Regions from separate parts of the Mus musculus genome. Here region 1 is linked to region 2. The links are chromatin contacts, found by Hi-C or POLR2A ChIA-PET in ENCODE. All regions are on one chromosome and are shown on one strand. Each heading gives the region's core, a stretch centred on a gene start or an enhancer-like site at or near the end of the contact. The rest is flanking DNA. Distances are from core to core; before and after follow the strand shown.

What was found. Hi-C counts contacts between places; a loop is a spot of excess contacts on that map. ChIA-PET counts read pairs that join two places held with the same protein, here RNA polymerase II (POLR2A).
Region 1: a loop to region 2 is called in a map of mouse trophoblast stem cell, with 2.3 times the contacts of the local background. The contact joins the promoter of Pbk here to the promoter of Elp3 in region 2. A Hi-C loop is called at or near these places in 2 of 37 maps with a recorded cell type or tissue (T-helper 1 cell and mouse trophoblast stem cell). POLR2A ChIA-PET finds 5 or more read pairs at or near these places in 2 of 5 experiments (both embryonic stem cell).

What each region holds. Positions count from the first base shown.
Region 1 is chr14:65,804,563-65,808,239 of GRCm38, reverse strand. Pbk (PDZ binding kinase) reads right to left here and starts at 2,329. Exons shown (of 8, transcript NM_023209.2): 1 at 2,106-2,329.
Region 2 is chr14:65,591,788-65,595,322 of GRCm38, reverse strand. It overlaps Elp3 (elongator acetyltransferase complex subunit 3), which reads left to right and starts at 2,211. Exons shown (of 15, transcript NM_001253812.1): 1 at 2,211-2,398. The coding sequence starts at 2,323. It also overlaps a transcript of Nuggc not described here.

The DNA.
Region 1 (3,677 bases), core at 1,080-3,579, 210 kb before region 2:
AAGCCACACACAGATTCCATTGATGGCGCATGTCTAGAGCTGTCCAGAAACGGCCATTATTTCCTGATGGCTTAACTGTGGCGACAAACAAATGAAAAAACGAAAGAGGGTTCTGGAGATTGGGAGCTCATTTTTGGACGCTTTATTAGACATCTTGGTGGAAAGGTCGAACAGGCAGGCAAATACAGATCTGGAACAGAGCTGAAGACATGACCCTGTGGGCTTATCTACAGCAGTGGGATTAAAGCTGGGCTGCTAGATGAGAAAGGGTCTCGTGCAAAATCCTTGGCAAAGAGCAGCCTGGAGACTGTCCTTGCCACCACAGCTTGAGGACTGGATACAAAGGGCACAGTGTGTTTTTCAAAGATTAAAATACCTAGGTTTAGCCGGGCAGTGGTGGAGCACGCCTTTAATCCTAGGACTTGGGAGGCAGAGGCAGGTGGATTTCTGAGTTCGAGGCCAGCCTGGTCTACAAAGTGAGTTCCAGGACAGCCAGGGCTACACAGAGAAACCCTGTCTCAAAAAAACAAAAAACAAAACAACAACAACAACAAAAAAATACCTAGGCTTAAACATTTCAGCATTCCCTCATATTCTGGACACTCAAAAATGCCTCTCTTCCACTTACCCTGTTTGTACCAAAATATCCTACGTCCCGCCCAGCTCAGTTGTCTAATGGGACTTTTCTTTCCTGGCTGAGATAGAGCCTTAGTCTATACTGTCGTAGATCTGCATATACATTCCATAGGCATTAATTGTTAAATAACTATACTTTCTTTAACCCATATCACCTTTAGGCTTGGGGTTCAAAGGGCACATCTGACAGAGCTGGGGCATCTATTGATGGGCTTTCTAAGCCCCATTTATGTGGGTCTCCCCATTACTTAGACTACCCTGAACTGGCTGTGTACACCAAGCTGACATCCAACACGACATACTCCTGCTTCAATCCCCAAGCACTGAGGTCACATGCTTGGTTACCATGAGAACTGCTTATTTAAGATTTGACTTTTCCCAGGGGCGTGGTGGCGCACACCGTTAATCCCAGTACTCCAGTCAGAGGCAGGTGAATTTCTAAGTTCAAGGCCAGCCTGGTCTACAGAGTGAGTTCCAGGGCAGCCTGGGCTACACAGAGAAACCCTATCTCGAAAAAACAAAACAAAACAAAAAAAAGATTTGACTTTTCATTATACACCTTCCATCACCTATGTGTGTGTGGCAGGGGTGGGTGGTCTATGCACAACAGTACAGGAGCCTGAAGTGAAGGATGGCCTCCTCTGGAATGACATGTAGTTGTTTGTGAGCCACTCCACATGGGTGCTGGCAACCAGCTCAGGGCCTTTGCAAAAGCCCTGCAGGCTCTAACCAATGAATCAAGACTCCAGCGTCCCCCACCCATAACTTTATAATATTAGCACTGCTTGGCTTTTCAAAAGTATCTTTTTATTAGCATATGCTAACTCTACATGATTTCGAGTTTCACTATGAATTTTCATATAAGCATGTAAACATATTTTTTTTAATACCAGTAATCCCATGTATAAAACTCTACCCACAGCCATATTCCCTGTCCTTTCTTTGGTCTCCATTCCCTAGTTACTGGGACCCCAGGCACTCACTACTGCTTCCAGGTTTTGGGGTCCTGAAGATGGATCCCAGGGCTGCATGCATGCTGGGCACAGACTGTACCCAATGAGTCACTGCCCTACCACAGGCCACTTTTCTACTGTGGCCTCACCTTAAAAGCAGAGAAATCCTCCCCCCACCCCCACCCCCCTCCTCCTTCATGGGGAAGGGAGTGACTTTCTCCCTGAACCCCCAAACTTTCCGCGATAAAGGAGCTCAGGGTCAGGGGCTTGGAGGTGTGCGATGGCTCCAAGGGGTTCCCCTATTCTCCATCCACTATCTCCCTGGGTCCTCCCCTAGCCGCTGTGTACCCTCAGTTTGCTGTTCTTCCCCGCAGATCTCCTCCAGGTCCTCCAGTGGAGGCAGCCTCCCTCTCGTCCCCGTCCCTCCCGTCCGCGACCCTCCCCTCAGGTCCTCGATGCTCCACCCCTGACCCCCAGTCTGCCAACCACCTTCGAGTCGGCCAGGCTTTCCCTTACCACGCTCGCACGCTCGGGTAAAAAGGTGAAAGTGACGGGCTGGCTCAAAGCTGTCTGGACACCTAGTCCGGAAAGTGCAGGCTCAGCTCCCTCCCGCCAACAGCGTAACCGCCGCAGCGTTTAGGGCGCGCGCATTTTCAAAGGCCGCGGCCCGCCGAGGGGCACTGGAGTTCTAACTAAAAGCAGTCAGAAGACTCGCTCCAGAAAATGCAGGAACAGCTCCCTCCCGCCAACACTCGCAGTAACCGCCGCGGTGTGTAAGAAGCACGCTTTTTCAAAGGTCCCGCCAGAAGACTACGGGGCGGCACTAGGGTCAAAACTCACGCGTTCGCACAGTCCTCCCAGGTTTACTGGAGTTTCCAGGTTTGATTTAGTCCTAAAAGAAGAAATCTTCCAGAGCGATGGCTAGAAAGACATAGCAAGTGTCAGACAGATGCTGGCGGAAAAACAAAATATATATCTGTTTTGAAGGCAAATTACCCAAATTACAAACACTGCTCAGAATATGCAACTAGGAAGTTTTATTGCAGATATATGTGTCCTTAAAACACTAATTAGAAATGTGTAGATTTTCATTATTTGAGGCTGAGAATAAATATAGAATATTTTGAAATTTTGCTAACTTAAAAAATTATTGCTGTGTTAGTGTGTTTGTGTGTGTGTGTGTTTCTGCTACCCACATGGGAAGATCAGAGGACAACTGCAGAAACTGGCTCCCTCCTTCCCTCCTTAGATTCCTGAGATCTAAATCAGAAGGCCAGGCTCTGGCAGCAAGCTCTTATCCTCATTGAGCCATCTCACTGGCCCAGTTTTGTTAATTCTTGGAATTACCACAGTCTACTTAACAAATATTTTCAGAGCACCTACTGGGTGTCAGGTATCTGCACTTGAGTGCCCACTGCATAACATAATCTACTGTGTTCTCTACAAGAAAAATGAATTAAGTTTAGGAGAACAGGAAGACATTCCCATACCTACTATGTGGCTCAGAGACCATGTGATACCTTAAAAAAGAAAACATACAATGTAATACAAGAAGCACCAAGAGGCCTCCTCAACAGGAACGCTCTGTGCCGCATTGTGACCTCTTCAAACGGTTAAAGAAATTCAACCAGTCTGAGGCCAGATAGATAGGGACATCTTCTTTATGAAGACAGAAGTACACACAGTGGCATGACACGTATGTATTCATGTGTTTATATACATTAACACACTCATTTGTCTACTGACATTATCTTGTAAGACCCCCGAAGCTGGGCCTCCGCTCAAGTCCCGGGATGAGCTGGCCAGCACCCCAGTGGCCCGAGAGAAAACCACACCTGATGCAAACTGCAAGAGGTTTTATTATCAGCTAGCTGAGGACAAAGTCCCTCTGCCATGTAGGGCAGGGGAGTTCGACCCTGAGTGGTGACAGTAGGGGGCTAGCTGAGGAATTGGGAGGAGTTGGGAAGAGTTGGGAGGAGTTGGGAGGAGAGTTGGCTACAGCTCCTTTTCTTTCTGGCGGGGGGGGGGGGGGGGGGGGGGGGGGGGGGGGGTGATGAGCTGCAGCCTCCTCTCCAGCGTCGTCTATCT
Region 2 (3,535 bases), core at 962-3,461:
CCCCCCACACACACACACTTCATATCAGATAACAACAACTACATTATTCCCCTTCCTTAATCCAAAAGCTGAGATCTCATACTGAGTGTCAAGGTCTCTTTTGTTTTTCCCACACTGAGTGGAAGATTTGTGGAAATCATAAAAAAAAAAATTTCAGAATCTGAACAAGTCTTAGCACTTCCATGGCTTTCCATCCTGATTTGAGACACCTTAATCTCTTGCCTTACTTAGTGGTTCCCAAACTTTGATGACATTGTAGTCTGCTTTGGCAGTATTTTTTTTTTTTCTGTCACTGAGACAAAACACCATGACCAATAGAAACTTGGAGAGGAAAGGGCTTATTTGGCTTCCACATCATAGTTCATTACTGAAGGAAGCCAGAGCAGAAACTCAGAGAAGGAACCTGGAGGCAGGAGCTGATGTAGAAGCCCCTGGCTTGTTCAGCCTGCTTTCTTATAGAACCCAGGACCATCCCCATCCCCAGAAGGCACCTCCCACAATGGACTGGGCCCTCCGACTTCAATCTCTACTTAAGAAAATGCCTTACACTCAGATTTTATGACTGTCTTTTCTCAATTGAGTTACCCTCCCTCCAGATAGCTCTCGTCTATGTGTCAAGTTGACATAAGACCAACCAGCACAGGGCCACAGAGGATTTCTGTCTTATGTGTTGATTCCGAGATACACATTCGACATCAAAATCTACCGAGATGTCAAATAGGGAAGAAGCGGAGGTTGAACTATAAATCTGAGAGTAGAAAGATGATATTTAAAGACCATGGAACTCCAGAATCGCTAGAAAGAGACAGGATCAATAAGACCATTATTAGCTTGAAGTGAGACAGAGATATCTATAAGAGACTGAAATAATAATAATGATTGAAAATTCTAGAGTGGGGGGCCCTTATCTAAAAAAATATTTTCAGGGAAGTTAGTTTTGTTGACAAGAGGGTGGTATTAAGATAATTTGGTACACTGAAAAATCTCAAAGTCTTGACCAGGACAGTTTCAGTGTAGTGGTGACAACCAAGTCAGAGCTACCTCAACTCTACTGGGTAATAAGAAACTTGAAACATCACACCTTCCATTCTTTATTAATATCAAGGATTCTTAATCTTTGGTCCATACACAAAGGAGGTCATGGAAGGGTTTCAAGAAAAAGTTATTCCAAGTCCCATCTCCAGATGTTGCAAAATTTTGTACATGGTGTCTCACCTAGTGTTTTCAAGATTGTCATCAAGAAAAATCAGAGACCCAGGAATCCTCTAGGCTGCAAAGCCTGAAAGATCAAACTGATACTTGCTTCTTGTTTGCTGTCTTTTAGGGAAATCAGAACTTAGCGTTATCACACTGAAGGTTTAATGTTCATGGTATGTGGGATTTCTATCCCATCTCTATGTGTGGTGTATCTGAGCTCCCAAGTCCCCACACAAGGGCTACTCACTTCCAAGATTCTTGAAATAGGCACTTAGACAAGCAACTAAGTGCAAGATAAAGGTCTGGTATCTGTCTTCATTTTGTGCCTGTCTCCTTTATTTTGGCTGAAGGTACAAAGATTAATCGTCCTAAACCTACAAGTCACCTTGAGTCCAGAGAAAACAAAGTCTCAAAGGCTAGACTCCTGCCTATATAAGGACTATTATTCGTCAGGGCTGCACCTTGGAGCACTGAATGATCTCACCTTGTAGGAGCTAAATGGATCTCCGGAAGGGATGCAGCGATAAAGACTTTGACCACCTTGAAAACCAGAACTGAGATAATGATCAACCAGACCACATCTTAACCCAGGACTGTTTAAACATACCTCTTGTCTCCTGCCCTCAATTCTTCCATAACTTAAAAAAAAAAAAAAAAAAAAAAAAAAAAAAGGTATGTCAACACCCCGGGTGTCAGTGGGAGGGCGAATCTGGTCTCCTTTATGTCAACATTGTTGGCTATACTAGCGACAAGTGGCCCAGCCCCTCTTGCAGAAGTTGTCAAAGGCCAGGCTTTTGCTTAAGGAACTCTGGTTACAATTCACTTTCGTCCCAGCTTCTTGGAGAAGCGTCTAAACTGTACTATCGTTACTTCCCAGATCCACCTTTCTGGTCCCCAGGAATTCTCCAATGCCCCACTAAATCACTGTGCACATCCCCTCCCAGTCTCAGAGAGCTGGGAGCTGCCACCTAGACAGGGCGGGGCTCCGCGCTCCGCCTTCTGGGAAGAGCTTTATGGTACAGTCGCTGTGTTTTCACGACAGTCCCGGGCGGCTTTACGGCTGCTAAGTTTCTCCGCCTTCTAAACCGCGGTAACGTGGTGGCATATTGCTACGCCAGCGCAGAGATGAGGCAAAAGAGGAAAGGTGCAAAATACGTGGGACAAGGGCGCAAGGGAGGAAGTGGATTCTCTGAGATCACAGGTTGAAGCTCAATTTTCCATGGGAATTACTGCTTGGTCTGGGCCCGCGGGACCCCGGTTGGCGGGCCTCCCTTCCTATCTGTCCTTTGTAAAACAGCCCCCTTCTCTCTTCCCCTTTGGAAGAGACTACTTGTTGTTTTTTGTGTAGATGGGTAAACGGTACTGCTATTCCAAGATAACTTTCAGAGGAGATAGGTGTTGAGTTGCAGGTTAATTTGCGGTAATTTACTGGACGTGTTTATTTAAGGTGTTTTTGTTTTTTGTTTTTGTTTTTTAAATCTTAAAGTAGGAAAGGCCTCCTTAAGGTAGAGATTGTGCAGTTTGTGCAATAGCTTTACGTGACTTACTTGCATTTATTTTACCTCCGGAGTAGTCTGGAGTAACTGTGCAGTTTTTGGTTTTTTTTTCAACAGGATGAAGTCATTTTTTTTTAAATCTTTTTTTTTTTTTTGCAATAGATTCCATTCTTAACTCTGTACTGCCCTTGAAGAGTTGGTCTGATAATATTACTGTTGGATGTCACAATAATAGCTGGGTATTGAGCCTTTCCCAGTCATTTTGAAGACGTGTTGTCATTTCATGCTCGAAAAAGCTGAGGTTTGGTTAACTTTTCCAGTCAAAGTTTATACTTAGTGTGAGGAGCTGCCTGTGACATCGGAAGCATCAAATGAAAAGTCAGTGCGGTATTGGTCACCGCTCTTGGCACTAACTGGAACTGCCCTTCTAGACATGTTCTATATACTTGTCACATCAAACACAACATGCACTAGATCCGTTTGATCTTACTTTACTGTAACGTGTTTATTCCTAGGCTGGCAATCAGCAAGCCCCAGCCAGCCCGTCTCCCTTGCCCACTCCTCCATGGTCCCCACGTTACGGGCATGAATGTGGCCTAGCTTCGAACATGGGAGCAGGGATTCAAACTGAAGTTTTCATGTGTGTAGATCTGGCTTTTGTTTATCATCTACATTGATTGTATCTTTCTTTTTTTAGCTTTCTGACATATTTGTTATATTGGTAATCTCTCTTTTAAAAAAACTACTTTTTTTTTCTTAAGTTACAGAGTTGAGAATGTATAATTTTTTTCTGTTACGTTTAATGCCTTTGCCTAGTGGCCAGTGTACTGTCTACTTACTGA